Regions from separate parts of the Homo sapiens genome. Here region 2 is linked to region 1. Evidence: read pairs that join two places in POLR2A ChIA-PET (ENCODE). Cell type or tissue: Panc1. All regions are shown on one strand. Links, peaks and the distances in the headings refer to the core of each region. The heading gives the core; the rest is flanking DNA.

Evidence for each region. ChIA-PET counts read pairs that join two places held together with the same protein. Peaks named below come from ENCODE experiments on the same cell type or tissue, not always from the same donor. Only the 100,000 strongest peaks of a DNase experiment are listed, where the experiment ranks them.
Region 2: POLR2A ChIA-PET joins it to region 1 with 5 read pairs; 3 of 35 experiments call an interaction of 5 or more read pairs at or near these places.

What each region holds. Positions count from the first base shown.
Region 1 is chr16:74,835,301-74,843,314 of GRCh38, reverse strand. LOC105371343 (a long non-coding RNA gene) reads right to left here and starts at 215. Exons shown (of 3, transcript XR_933739.2): 1 at 30-215. In Panc1, for the core only: no CTCF peak of the experiment used is centred there; a DNase peak (open chromatin) is centred at 4,054; H3K4me3 peaks cover 887 bases.
Region 2 is chr16:74,637,088-74,645,101 of GRCh38, reverse strand. It overlaps RFWD3 (ring finger and WD repeat domain 3), which reads left to right. Exons shown (of 13, transcript NM_018124.4): 5 at 367-561; 6 at 649-740; 7 at 7,132-7,246. Among named protein-coding and RNA genes, the nearest start is that of RFWD3, 26 kb to the left of the region's middle. In Panc1, for the core only: no CTCF peak of the experiment used is centred there; no DNase peak of the experiment used is centred there.

The sequences.
Region 1 (8,014 bases), core at 3,098-5,597:
TCTAGAATCAGAGAACCAAAGAGACCCACCTGCTCTACAGAACCTGGCCCCAGAAGTCCTAGGAAAGGGAATGTTGGCGTCCTGGTACGACCCGTAGGCCGCGGTCACCCGTGCAAATGTCAGTAAGGGGGTGTGACAGAGTTGGGGAGCACAAACCGGTTGCTGGAAGCGCTGTCTTCCTGGTTCTGAAATTTAAAAATCCACAAACTAGGCTGGGTGCAATGGCTCACGCCTGTAATCCCAGCACTTTGGGAGGCCAAGGCGGGTGGATCACCTGAGGTCAGGAGTTCAAGAACAGCCTGGCCACCATGGCGAAATGCCGTCTCTGCTAAAAATACAAAAATTAGGCGAGCGTGGTGGCAGGTGCCTATAATCCCAGCTACTCGGGAGGCTGAGGCAGGAGAATCACTTGAACCCGGGAGACGGAGCTTGCAGTGAGCCGAGATCACACCACTGTACTCCAGCCTGGGTGACAGAGCAAGACTCCGTCTCAAAAAAAAAAAATCCACAATCTGTCTTAAAGCTGAGTTACAAAATAAAGACCCGACATTACAAAACCAGAAAATCCATGATTTTAGGAGAAAGAAATAAAACAAAACACCAAAGCATAAGTTGGTACGACAGTTTCCTGCTTCCCACCGCAAAGGACTCAAGGCAGGAGACGAGCTGGCACAGGCAGGGCTCCAGGCAGCTCTGGCCACGCTTCACTTTCTGCAGGGCTGTGTCCTCACATGCCCCCAGGTTTCTAGAGGAATCACTGGGTAGATTCAAACGGTCTGTAAACAGATTGGAAAAATAGCATTTTTTTCAGTGAATTCTAATTTAAATTTTCATTTATTTCAATTATGAAGGCATGCAAACTTACAGATGATGGTGTCTTAATATTCAATTTATTAAGTTATACAGTTAAATCTTAGTTTTTCTTAACCCCCCTTTTAAAAACTTTAAAAATTTTTAACATATGTGCAAAGATAGGCTAATATAGTGAACTCACATACTTCTCCCCCAGCTTCAGAAATTATCAACACCTGCTAATCTTTTTTTTGAGACAAAGTCTCACTCTGTTGTCCAGGCTGGGTTGCAGTGGCATGATTAGCCTCGCAGCTGAGACTGCAGGCACGTGCCAGCATGCCAGGTTTATTTTTAAATTTTTTTGTAGGGATGGGGTCTTACTATGTTGCCCAGGTTGGCCTTGAAATCCTGGGCTCCAGCAATCCTCCCAAAGAGCTGGAATTAGAGGTGTGAGCCACCGTGCCCACCAGCACCAGCTAACCTTGTTTCATCTGTGTTCTCTTCCCCTCCCACCTTGCCACAGGATTGGTTTGAAGCAAATCTCAGGCACTGTATCATTTCATTCATAGTACTTCAGGGTGTATCTTTAAGAGACAGAAATTCTTTTGTAAAACACAACCATGATACTTAAAATTTTTAACAATAACTCCTAAATATTCTATTGGTCTTCAAATTTTCTAATTGTATCATAAATGTTTATTAAGTCCAAATAAAGTCCACACATTAAATTTATTGGTATACCTCTCAAGTCTTCTTTCTTTCTTTTTCTTTCTTTTCTTCCTTTTCTTTTTTCCCTTCCTTCCTTCCTTTCTTTTCTTTCCTTTCCTTCCTTTCTTTCCTTTCTTTCTTCCTTTTCTTCCTTTCTTTCCTCCCTTCTCCTACCCTCCCCTCCCCTCTCTTTTCCTCTCCTCTCCTCTCACGGTGTTGCCCAGGCTGGAGTGCAGTAGAGTGACCTTGGCTCACTGCAACCTCTGCCTCCCGGGTTCAAGCAGTTCTCATGCCTTAGCCTCCTGAGTAGCTGACACTACAGGTGCATGCTACCACACCAGGCTAATTTTTGTAAGTAGAGACAGGGTTTCGCCATATTGGCCAGGCTGGTCTGGAATTCCTGACCTCAAGTGATCTGCCCACCTCACCTTGGCCTCCCAACGTGCTGGGATTATAGGGGTGAGCCTCTGTGCCTGGCCCAAGTCTCTTTTAATCTAAAGAATCTATAGATTTTTCTCCCTCTTTCATTCCTGCAATTTATTTGTCAAAGAACAAATAGGATTTTTTTTTCTTTCAGTGAGCAAATAAACTATTGTTTCCTTGCAATTTATTTTTTGAAGAACATTTGTCCTGCGGAGTTTTCTACATTTTAGACTTTTCTGGCTGTGTCTCTATGTATTTCCTGTGAACTGGTGTTTAGATTTAGAGTACGTTTTCCAGATAAAATTCAGGCTGCCCAGCTAAATTTGAATTTCAGCTAAACAATGAATAATTTTATTAGTGTAAGTGTGCCCCCTGTAATATTTGGGCATCCTGTATTTTTTTCCTTTGAGACAGGATCTCACTTTGTCACCCAGGCTGCAGTGCAGTGATGCAATCTCGGCTCACTGCAGCCTCAACCTCCTGAGCTCAAGTGATCCTCCCACTTCAGCCTCCCAGGTAGCTGGGATTACAGGTGCATGCCACTATGCTTGGCTAATTTTTGTATTTTTTGTAGAGACAGGGGTTTTGCCTGTTGCCCAGGCTGGTCTTGAACTCCTAAGCTCAAGCAATATGCCCACCTTATCCTCCCAAAGTGCTGGGATTATAGGCGTGAGCCCCTGCGCTTAGCCCCTGTATTTTTTTTTAATCATTCTGCATTTTTATTTGCTAAATTTGACAACTTTAAGCTAGAGAAGTGATCACACTCAGGAGTGGTTTTTTGGCAGGACTGTGTTCTAGGTGGTATTGTGTACTTCCAGCAGGAGACGAATGTCTGGCTGTTCCTCTTTTTGTGATGTGATGTGATGTGAAGATGAATGGATTCAGGTTTTATTAATATCAGCCAGATAGGCCGGGTGCACTGGCTTATGCCTGTAATCCCCGCACTTTGGGAGGCCGAGGCGGGTGGATCCCTTGAGATCAGGAGTTCGACACCAGCCTGACCAACATGGTGAAACCCTGTCTCTACTAAAAATACAAAAATTAGCTAGGTGTGGTGGTGCATGTCTGTAATTCCAGCTACTTGGGAGGCTGAGGCAGGAGAATTGCTTGAACCCAGGAGGCAGAGGCCACAGTGAGCCAAGATTGTGCCACTGCACTCCAGCCTGGGTGACAGAGTGAGACTGTCTCTCAAAAAATTATATATATATATATTTTTTTTCTTTTTTTTTTTTTCAGCCAGATGCATCTGTTGTGAATGTGTCCCCTTGGCTTTCCACCTGATGGTTTTGGCAGCTGATGGTCTAGAATCATTACTTTCTTAGCGTTTGTGGAATGATGATACTTCAAGGCTTTTACTCCTGCACTCATTAGTCTATGTTCTTCTAAAAGAAGAACTTACCCTGCAGTTCACATAGGAAAGTTGAGCTCTTTCTTTAAATCTGAATTTTGCAGGCACCTAAGAGAGAGCCTTACATATTGAAGAATAAAATCTTGATAGGGATTTAGATAAGTCTTATAAGTCAAATATACATTAATCAAAATGTACCTTTAGTAAGATCAAAACCTTAAAGTGTTTCTAGATGTTGAAAATCAAACTTATCTATTTAGAAAGTCAGAACTCTTTAGCATTTAAACGTTGATTGCACGCTTAAATAGCTAGAGCTTCCTGAGGATTACAATTAAAATTGTATGTTAAATTCTCTAGTATGTCAGATCGCCTGAAATGTTTCAAACCACTGAAAACTGAAGAAAGCATATAAAAAGAAACACAATGATGACACAACTTTTCACATCAGGATTGATACAGTTTGTGTTAAAACTTATTTTCTTCGTCACCTATATGCTTATTTATTTTTTTGTGTTTTATTTTTAAAATTTTAAAATTTTTATTTTTGGGGGCCTTGCTATGTTGCCCAGGCTGGTCTCGAACTCCAGAGCTCAAGTGATCTTCCTGCCTCGGCCTCCCAAAGTGTTAGGATTATAGGCGTGAGCCACCATGCCCAGCCTATGCTTATTTCTTATGCCTTTCTAGGATTGCTAATTCATGAATCCACTTAAGCAGAGCTGAGTGAGTGTCTCGAGCTTGTACTGTAAACACCAGTTCACAGGAAGTGTGTAGGGATGCAACCAGAAAGGTCTAGAATATAGAAAAGTCTACAGGACAAATGTTCCTCACAATCCAAGAAATAAATTGCCGGCCGCGATGGCTCACGCCTGTAATCCCAGCACTTTGGGAGGTCGAGGCGGGTGGATCACGAGGTCAGGAGATCGAGACCATCCTGGCTAACACGGCGAAACCCCGTCTCTACTAAAAATACAAAAAATTAGCCGGGCGTGGTGGCGGGCGCCTGTAGTCCCAGATACTCCGGAGGCTGAGGCAGGAGAATGGCGTGAACCCAGGGGGCGGAGCCTGCCGTGAGCCGAGATAGCGCCACTGCACTCCAGCCTGGGCGTCAGAGCGAGACTCCATCTCAAAAAAAAAAAAAAAAAAAAAAAAAAAAAGAAAGAAATTGCAAGGAAACAATAGTTTATTTGCTCATTGAATGAAGAAAACCTGTTCTTTGACAGATAAAGGGTGACTCAGGGCTGCTGGCCAAAGGCAGCGGGAACACAGGAACCTGGGTTCAACAAACTGGAGGCGGACCAGCGTGATCCATTCTCAGTTTGTGTTTCTTGAGGCCACATCTTCAAACTGGAGTTTATTGTAAATTTCTCGACCCAGTGCATCATACATTCCAATGATCTTTCAAACGTCATTCTTACCAATTTTGCTTTTCAGATTTCAGTAGGTGGAATTCAGCAACTCTCCCCCTGCCCCCAACTTGGGTTTCTTCCTGCTGCCTGTTAAGAGTGAGCTGAATCCTGCGCTCTCCTTATGTTGAGGGCATCCATCCATCAGCCGCCATCCTGCAGTGTTGACAAACTGAACTCAGAACTTCTAACAAAACGTGAAGAGTGTCCCCTTGCTCAGTTTCTGATCCCTGTTGGTATTTTTTTCAGGTAAAGAAATAGCCACTGAGAAATGAAGCAGGTGTCTCTCATTCCAAGTTTTCAGTTGAAAGGCCAGGGCTATAATCAGCACTGCTTTTCCACCATCTAACTAGATCAAGAGTAGACAATGTGTGACTTGGCTGCTGTTGGGCATCTGCAGGTGACTGTCTCGTTCATCCTTCAACTGCCTACCTCTACTCTTCTATTTCTTCATATCTCTATAGGTGAAAGATCATGGAAAAAAGTTTACAAAAATACTACAATGAAACAAATTGATTGTGACATCTGTGTACCACAAACGCAATATATATATATACACACATATATATACATATATATACATATATACATATATATACGTATATATACATATATATACATATATACATATATACATACACACACATATATACATATATACATATATACATATATATACATATATATACATATATACATATATATACATATATATACATATATACATATATATACATATATATATACATATATACATATATACATATATATACATATATATATATATACACACACACATATATATTGCTTAATTTGTAAAGTTTGGACTTAATTAAAAAAAATATATATGGCCCAATTCTGTACAGTAGTTAATTTTTAAAAAAAATTTTATTATTAATTTTATGTTATTATTTTATGTTGTTATTTTTGAGACAGGGTCTCACTCTGTTACCCAGGCTGGAGTACAATGGTACAATCTCAGCTCACTGCAACCTCCACCTCCTGGGCTCAAGTGATCTTCCCACTTCAGCCTCCCAAGTAGCTCGGAATATAGACTCATGCTACCATGCTTGGCTAAAAACATTCTAGATGCTTGTTTAAAATGAAAATGCCAGATAGAATTTATATGATGACATTCAAGTTTGGCACATTAATTATATGTATAGGGGTGGCTCTAAAAAGGACTGTTATTTCTCTTCCTGATTGTAATAGCTTTCTTTTTTCTCACAGACTCTGATTTTTTTAAAAAATATTTCATTTGGAAGGCTGTGTGATCTTGGGAGTGGAAAAGTACTTTGTAGTTGGAAACATCCCAAAGGAGTAAAACCTGGCATGCCTTGGCAAGCTCACAGAGAAGAGAGGCCATAAGCACCCATTGTCTCTAACCTTTTCAAATGATACTTATGCAGCTTAGTTTTAAAGGGGTTTTGCAAACTCTCTGAAGTTCCCATGCCGGCTCGCTCTGGCCACAAGATGCCAAGTTGGTAAACAAGAGCTGAGCGAAAAAAATCAGGACCAGAATTAAAATTCTATTTTCTCTTCATTTGTAAAAGCCTTGTTGTACGCAGCTTACAGTAGAAAATCTTCCTCTGGTACGCTTAACGATGCCCCCTGCAAGGCTGATTCCCTATGCACTGGCACCACGTTAGCCCACTGCATTTCAGCTGCAATTTCTACTACTTGGGTGAGTCCAGTGAGACAGAACAGTCACACAACTTACAAAACAACTTTTTTTTTTTTTTTTTTGAGATGGAGTCTCAATCTGTCACTTATGCTGGAGTGCAGTGGCATGATCTTAGCTCACTGCAACCTCTGCCTCCCGGGTTCAAGCGATTCTCTTGCCTCAGCCTCCCGAGTAGCTGAGATTACAGCCACCTGCCACCACCCTGCCACCTGGCTAATTTTTATATTTTTAGTAGAGACTGGGTTTTGCCATGTTGGCCAGGCTGGTCTCAAACTCCTGACCTCAAGTGATCCGCCCGCCTCAGCCTCCCAAAGTGCTGGGATTATAGGCATGAGCCACTGTACCCAGCCACAAAGCAACTTTATTATTCACAGATAGGCAGCAAAGGATGGCAGAAGCGTAGGATTCATGGAGAGCCAGTCCCCCGAGGCTCAGGAGAGCTTCCTGGGGTGGATGGAACCCACTTGCGCCACAGCTGAGGGACCCTGGAAACGAGGCTGTCCTGGGTTTTATACCTCGGGAGTCATGAGACTTGCTGGGCTAAGGAGTGAAGGGCATCCTTTTCTAGGAGGGACAGAAAAAGAGCCTGGGCTGTTCTACTGGTTCCTTTTTATCTGAAGGTATTGCATTCTCAGCACATTCTACAATCGTTCTTGAGAACTGGAAGTGAGAAAGAGGGAGGAACTGAATTGGTCCAAGGCCACCTGGACAACAGTCATGCACCCCTCTTCACCCAAAGATACTCACAGCCTCATCCCAGCAACCTGTGAATTCATGTCACCTTACATGGTAGGAAAGGCTTTGCAGATGCAATTAAATTAAGGATCTTAAAATGGAGGTTATCCTGGATTAAGTGAGTGGGACCAGTGTAATCATAAGAGTCCTTCTAAGAAGGAGGCAGGAGGCCAGGTGCAGTGGCTCATGCCTATAATCCCAGCACTTTGGGAGGCCAAGGTGGGCAGATCACCTGAGGTCAGGAGTTCCAGACCAGCCTGGTCAACATTTGAGACCCTGTCTCTACTAAAAAATTATTAGTTTTTGAGACAGGATCTCACTTTGTCGCCAGATTAGCCAGGCGTGGTGGCATGCACCTGTAGTCCCAGCTACTCGGGAGGCTGAGGCAGGAGAATCACTTGAACCCGGGAGGCAGAGGTTGCAGTGAGCCAAGATCATGCCACTGCACTCCAGCCTGGGTGACAGAGCGAGACTCTGTCTCAAAAGGAGGCAGGAGGATCAGAGCAGAGAGGAGATAGGAAGGTGGAATCGATGTTGGAGTGATGTGCTTGGAAGGTGGAGGAAGGGGCCATAGGTCAAGAAACGTGGGTGGCCTCTAGACGTTGGAACAGGCAAAAAAACAAATTCTCCCCGAGAGCCTCTGGAAGAAAAGCAGCTCTGCTGAGTTTAGCCCCAGAGACCCACTTTGGACTTCTGAGATAAACAAATTTGTGTTGTGTTAAGCCAAAAAAACAAAACAAAAGGCACTGTAGCTTTTTCCTCTGGCCCAGAAAATACAGCATAAAGTCAATGAGGCAAAGAACAAGACAGCAAGAAAGTCTAGACTCCACAGAGGGTAAATGGCCTGTTTTGCCGGGCGCAGTGGCCCATGCCTGTAATCCCAGCACTTTGGGAGGCCAAGGTGGGAGGATCAGTTGAGCC
Region 2 (8,014 bases), core at 2,611-5,110, 200 kb after region 1:
TTGACCATTGTGTTTTCTTGTAAGCATTTGTATCCTTTGTTTTCTTTTTTTGCCCTCTGGTACACATGAGTTAAATATTTTATAGCTGCTATTCTTTATATGGATAGCTGCTTTTCTTCCTTTGAGTGAAGGAAAAAGTATCCAAGAATTTTATAAGATTTAAGAGTAGTATAGTTTTCATAGCTTATATTTTGTGACATTGCATTCTAGAAAGAATGACAAGTGATTCATAGGTGTTACAAGTGTTCTGTAGCCCTTTTGATTGTATCATTTTTTTTGCACTTCTGTTAATTTCTTAGTTGCACATCTTCTTCAAGATTGATTTTACATTTTCTCTAATTTGAATATATTCTGCTTTCCATCTAGCCATCTCCCCAGAAGTCTGAGCCTCTGCTACCTTCTGCTTCTATGGATGAGGAAGAAGGGGACACTTGTACAATATGTCTGGAACAGTGGACCAATGCTGGGGACCACCGGCTCTCAGCATTACGCTGTGGGCATCTCTTTGGGTATAGGTGCATTTCCACGTGGCTTAAAGGACAAGTACGAAAATGTCCCCAGGTAAGGACCATAGGTAAGGACACATTAACATGTTAAGTCAGGCAGATTCCTAGAACCACTCTAATTATGTCCTATTGGGTTCTTTAGTGCAACAAGAAAGCCAGGCACAGTGACATTGTCGTCCTTTATGCCCGAACCCTGAGAGCTTTGGACACTAGTGAACAGGAGCGCATGAAAAGGTAGGTGGTAAGAGTATGCCTGGCTGGAATGTTCCCTTTTGGTTCATTGTAGGCACATCTGAAAAAGAAGTTATGAGTCACTCGTAGTGAGGTTTTACTTGACCTGTGACTTGGGATCTCTGGGGATCATTGGCAGTCTGTCTTACACTGTTATTTATAATTCATGTCTGATCATCTTCTTAAGGAAGTCTGCATCGTTTGCCTTATGTAGAGCATTAAACACAAGGATCTGGCACATTACTTCTGTTGCCATTTTTGCTTCTCATATCCCTGACCACCCCCCGCCACAGCAGTTCTCCATACAGAAAACTCATAAGTGAAGCTTTGCACATGCAGTGCAATGTAAAAAATTACCAGGATTTCGGAAGCACAAAACAGTTGCTAGGGCCGGGCATGGTGGCTCACGCCTGTAATCCCAGCACTTTGGGAGGCCAAGGTGGGCAGATCACAAGGTCAGGAGATCAAGACCATCCTGGCTAACACGGTGAAACCCCGTCTCTACTAAAAAATACAAAAAAATTAGCCGGGCATAGTGGCGGACGCCTGTAATCCCAGCTACTGAGGAGGCTGAGACAGGAGAATGGCGTGAACCCGTGAGGCAGAGCTTGCAGTGAGCCGAAATTGCACCACTGCACTCCAGCCTGGGCGACAGAGCAAGACTCCGTCTCAAAAAAAAAAAAAAAAAAAAAAAACAGTTGCTAGTAACACCACTCAGTATATGCTTCAAAAATATTAAAGAACATACACACCATTGAGAGAGAGGTACAGTGACATGGGTTCACACTTTACTGGTTTGGATGTACACAGGCAAAATCATTTTGAGACATCCTTGGAAATGTGTCTCTAAAGCCTTTGATCTAGTAATTGTTCAGGCATTCTAAAGAAACATTGAAGGCTGTGTACCAAGATTTACTTAATGAAACTTCATTTAGCATTGTTAAAAATCTAAGGCAAGGGGATTGCTTAGTTGAATGAACGGTGGTGTATGCATGAACAGAATACAATGTTGAAATGTGCATATGTTGTCCTGTGGAAGCATGTTATTAGTATGATTGCATTTTTGTGAACTAGAAAAAAAGTAAGGCTGGTGCGGTGGCTCACTCTTGTAATCCCAGCACTTTGGGAGGCCAAGGCAAAAGGATTGCTTAAGACCAGGAGTTCAAGACCAACCTGGCCAACATAGATCCTATCTGTATTTAAAATTTTTTTTAAAAGAAAGAAAAAAAGCTCTATAGGTAGTCACTGTACAGATTATTTTAGTTTTCTTCCTTGTTTTTACTCATTTGGTCCAACCAATGCTCACTTGTAGCGTTTTTAAATAATGGAAGATGTGTACAGAGAGGAATTTTGTTGAAAAGGCAAAATCTATACGTGTGGCTGTAATGGGTGATTATATTTAAAAACAATTCACTGATTACAATAAGGAATTAGTATACTCTCCAGCCTCATTAGAAAAAGTGAAGAGTTTCAAAATGCCGATACAGACTAATAAAACGAACAGCCTTTTACCCAATTTTATCAAATCTTAATGTTTTGCCATATTGCTTTGAGCCTTTTTGAAAATAAATAGGCTGGGTGTAGTGGCTCATGCCTGTAATCCCAGCACTTTGGAAGGCCGAGGCAGGAGGATTGCTTGAGACCAGGAGTTTGAGAGCAGCATGGGCAACATTGTGAGACCTTGTTTCTAATAAAAATGAAAAAAATTATCCGTGTGTAGTGGTACACACCTGTAGTCTCAGCTACTCAGGAGAGAGGATTTCTTGAGCCCAGGAGGTTGTGGCTGCAGTGAGCTATGGTCATGCCACTGCACTCTAGCCTGGGTGACAGAGTAAGAACCTGTCTCAAAAAAATAAAGATAAATCTGTTGACCAGGTCAAGAAGGAAAAAAAGGAAAGAAAATTTTAAAGAAGAAGAAGTTAATTATAGATTCAGTAGAAGGGCCAGGCACAGTGGCTCACACCTGAAATCCTAGCACTCTGGGAGGCTGAGGCAGGCAGATCGCCTGAGCTCAGGAGTTTGAGACCAGCCTGAGCAGCATGGCAAAACCCCATCTTTACTAAAAATACAAAAAATTATCCGGATGTGGTGGTGCGTGCCTGTAATGCCAGCAACTCGGGAGGCTGAGGCACGAGAATCGCTTGAACCTGGGAGGCGGAGGTTACTGTAAGCTGAGATTGCGCCACTGCACTCCAGCCTGGGCAACAGAGCAAGACTCTGTGTCAAATTTAAAAAGGTACACTAGAAGTCTTCCTGTGAACTAAGTTCTTAATTCCATAGAGAACTACTTTCATGAATTAGGTGTTCAGCATTCCCAAGAGTTATTATGTATTTGATTAGCTATATATGTATTTGTAAATTATACATAGTATGATATAGAAAGTTTTGTTTTGGTTTTTGGTTTCTTTGGTTTTTTTTTTTTTTTTTTTTTTTTTTGGAGACGGAGTTTTGCTCTTGTTGCCCAGGCTGGATTGCAATGGTGCAATCTTGGCTCACTACAACTTCCCGCCTCCCAGGTTCAAGCAATTCTCCTGCCTCAGTCTCCCAAGTAGCCGGGATTACAGGCGCCTTTCACCATGCCCAGCTAATTTTTTTTGTATTTTTAGTAGAGACAGGGTTTCACCGTGTTGGCCAGGCTGGTCTGGAACTCCTGACCTCGTGATCAGCCTGCCTTGGACTCCCAAAGTGCTGAGATTACAGGCGTGAGGCACTGCACCCGGCCAGAAAGTTTTTATACTGTATGCAAATGTTATGTTAGATTATAACTTTTTCTTCTGTAGCTTGCTTTTTTGCTTAATTTTATGCTTTGGGAGTATATCCTAGTTGATACATGGGACTCTAGTTTTTTTCATTTCAATTTCTTGATAATATTCTAGTTCTCTAGTCAAAATTAATCTGTTTAGGCCAGGCGTGGTGGCTCACACCTATAATCCCAGCACTTTGAGGGGCTGAGGTGGGCGGATCATCTGAGGTCAGGAGTTGGAGACCAGCCTGGCCAACATGGTGAAACCCCATTTCTACTAAAAATACAAAAATTAGCCGGGCATGGTGGCACGCACCTGTAGTCCCAGCTACTCGGGAGACTGAGGCAGGAGGATAGCTTGAACCCAGGGGGCAGAGGTTGTGGTGAGCCGAGGTCGCACCATTGCACTCCTGCTTGGGCAACAATGGCGAAACTCTGTCTTCAAAAAAAAAAAAAATTATCTGTTTGTGTTTTACATTGGTAGACATTTAGGTTGTCTCCACTTGTTAATATTAGCCATGCTGCAGAGAGGTCTAGCAATGGAATTGCTTTATTATAGGGCACATTTAATTTCAGCTTTACCTAAATATTGTCAAATTACTTTTCTAACTTAAACTTTTCTTGTTTAAAAAAAAAGGAGAGATTTCTCATTTTTTCATACCTTTGTGAATTTTATTTATTTTGAGACAGAGTCTCGCTCTGTCGCCCAGGCTGGAGTGCAGTGGCGTGATCTCAGCTCACTACAACCTCCACCTCCCGGGTTTAAGTGATTCTCCTGCCTCAGCCTTACGAGTAGCTGAGACTACAGGCACCCGCCACCACGCCTGGCTAATTTTTTGTATTTTTAGTAGAGACGGGGTTTCACCATCTTGGCCAGGATGGTCTTGAACTCCTGACCTCGTGATCCACTCACCTCGGCCTCCCAGAGTGCTGGGATTACAGGCATGAGCCACTGCGCCTGGCCAAAAAATTTTTTTTAAAGACAGGGTCTTGCTCTATCACAAAGGCCAGAGTGCAGTGGCGCCATCAGATTCCTAGGCTCAAGCAGTCCTCCAACCTCAGCATCCTGAGTAGCTGGGAGTACAGGCGCATGCCACCACACCTGACTTATAATTTACTAAATAGTATATTTTTCTGTACAAATTTTCATTGCTACTTCTATCCTTAATTAAGTTTCCGGGCGGGCGCATTGGCTCACGCCTGTAATCCCAGCACTTTGGGAGGCTGAGGTGGGCGGATCACAAGGTCGGAAGTTCGAGACCAGCCTGACCAACATGATGAAACCGTGTCTCTACTAAGAATACAAAAATTAGCTGGGCGTGGTGGCACACACCTGTAATCCCAGCTACTCAGGATGCTGAGTCAGAAGAATCGCTTGAACTCGGGAGGAGGCGGAGGTTGCAGTGAGCCAAGATCACGCCACTGCACTCCAACCTGGGCAACAGAGCAAGACTGTTTCAAAAAAAAAAAAAAAAATTAAGTTTCCATGTATGAATGGGCTACAGTAGTCCCCCCTTAGCCACAAGGAATACATTTCAAGAGCCCCCAGTGAATGCCTGAAACCGTAGTATGTTTTTTCTTATACATACAAACCTAAAGGATAATTTATAAATTAGGAACAGTAAGAGATTAACAATAATAAATAATAAAATAGAGCAATTATACCAGTATACTATAGTAAGTTATGTGAGTGTGGTCTCCATCTCTCTCTCAACATATCTCGATATTTGTAGGTTGTGGTTGATCACAGATATCAGAAACCATGGAAAATGAAACTAGATAAGGAGACACTGTACTCTTTTGTTCCACAGTCTTTTTGTTAATTCTTTCTCACATATTCCAAGCTATAATTTATTGTAGCTTTAATATATGTTCCCCCATTTTGTTCTGCAAAAGTATTTTTTTGCTATTTTTGGCATTGTTCTTCATATTAATTTTTTAAAATTAATTTGTTAAGTTCCATGAAAAACACCTTTGGGATCTTGATTGAAATTGCATTAAAAATTATTATAGGGTAACTTGAGAAGTACCATCTTTGTGATAGTCTTTTCAGTCATGAACATTATGTAATATCCTTCCATTTGTTCACTGTTTTCTTGTGTCTTTCACAAGTGTATTTTGCTTCATAAAGATCCTGCCTAGCCTTTTACTTTACAGTCACGTGCTGCATAATGACCTTTGGGTCAATGACAGATTGCATATACGATGGTGGCCCCATAAGATTATAATGGAGCTGAAAATTCTGTTGCGTAAGTGATGTTGTAATCATTGAAATGGCTTAGCGCACTGGGTGTAGTAGCTCACACCTGTAATCCCAGCACTTTGGGAGGCTGAGGCAGGTGGATCACTTGAGGCCAGGAGTTTGAGACCAGCCTGGGCAACATGGTGAAACCCTGTCTCTACTAAAAATACAAAAATTAGCTGGGTGTGTTGGCAGGTGCCGGTCATCTCAGCTACTTGGGAGGCTGAGGCAAGAAATCTCTTGAACCCGGGGGGCGGAGGTAGCCGTGAGCCTGGATCACGCCACTGCTCTGCAGCCTAGGCAATGGAGTGAGACTCGGGCTAAAAAAAAAAAAAAAAAAAAAGTCTTAGCTCAATGCATTACCTTTTCTATGTTTAGATACATAAATACCATTATAGTACCATTGCCTATAGTATTCATTATGGTAACATACTATACAAGTTTGTAGCCTGGGAGCAACAGTATATAGCTTAGGTGTGTAGTAGGCTATACTGTGTAGGTTTCTGTAAGTACATTCTGTAATGTTTACATGACGAAATCACCTAACAACATGTTTCTCAGAACATGCCCACATCATTAAGCTGCACATGACTGTATTTCTAGATTGCTGTTAAAATTGTTGTGAATGAATTTTTTAAATTACATTTACTAATCAGTTATCTGATGAGGACTGCTGTTGATCTAATTTTTTTGGTCTTGAGTCCAGCAGCGTTGCTAAACTGTAATTGTTTTGGGGGTTCTCTTAAATTTGCCATAAAAATTAATAAGGGCAGCTTTATCTTTTCCAATTTTCATCTTTTTCTTGCATATCTTACTGGAGTGGAATTCTGTCTTTGCATTTCATATTTTGAGACTGTTTTTAGGTACATACAAATATATATTTGTTATTCTTGGTGAATGTGTCCTTTTATGATACATTGTTCCTCGTTATGCCTATTTATGCTTTTTCCTTAATTCTAATTGGTCTTTCCTTTGTTAATATTTGCTTGATGTCTACTTTTGCTCTTTTTAACTTCAGATTCTTTTTTGGGTTATATTATTTGAGTATCTCATGAACAACCAACAGCTTACTGTTTCCTTTTTAATCCAGTAACCTTGGCCTTTTAACATGTCAGTTTAATCTTTTACAATTTGCCGTAGCTGAACACTAGATTAGCTCTGTTCTCTCGTTTTGCCTGTGGCATTTTTAGTCCCCATTTTCTAGTAATAGTCAAATTCCTGACCATCACTCCCTGCTTACCCTAAAACCTGTTTCTGGAGAGATTTTTCTCTTTTTATATTTTATTCACTATCATAACATATTTACAGCAAAGAACGTGCATCATAGCATGAACTTAACTCTGCCACCTGGATGGGAAGTCTTCTGTAGCCTTCCTAATCCCCACTTGTTGCTGGCTTTCCCCCTCTAGTTCCCTACTGAAGGAACAGATGCTAAGGAAACAGGCCGAGTTAGAATCAGCACAGTGCCGACTCCAACTGCAGGTCCTCACTGATAAGTGCACTAGGCTTCAAAGGCGTGTTCAGGTACGTTTGTCCTTTCTAATCCAAAGAACTTTTGGAATAGGAATGGAAGAGGAAGCTAATGTTAGTTATGTTCATCTCAGAAACAAATAGGATTTGCCAAGTTGTTTAGGAAATGAACATGACCAACTCCTTATTTTATTTCTGATTAGGGCATCTGTTCAAAACTTACTACACACTTTATGATGAGGTCTACTATAGTCTGAATTTTATTTTTTATTTTTTTGAGGCAGAGTCTCACTCTGTCACCTAGGCTGGAGTGCAGTGATGTGATCTCGGCTCACTGCAACCTCTGTCTCCTGGGTTCAAGCGGTTCTCCTGCCTCAGCCTCAGCATCTCGAGGTGCTGGGATTACAGGAGCCCACCACCATGCCCAGCTAATTTTTGTACTTTTAGTAGAGACAGGGTTTCACCATGATGGCCAGGCTAGTCTTGAACACCTGACTTCAGGTGATCCGCCTGCCTTGGCTTCCCAAAGTGCTGGGATTACAGGCGTGAGCACTGCACCTGGCCTTACAATCTGAATTTTAGAAAAAATTAAATAGCCAACCAAGAATTCCAAACTTGTTTAAGTAATTTTACCTTCCTAAATCTACTAGTAAAATGAGGGCTTTACCAGGAGTTTGAAGGTTACAATGAGCTGTGATCGCACTACTGCACTCCAGCCTGGATGCCATGGATGACAGAGTGAGACCCTGTCTCCTTTTAAGTTGTTTTTTTTTTTTTTTTTTTTTTTAAAGGACTTTAAACGAAACCACCATTAAGGACTTT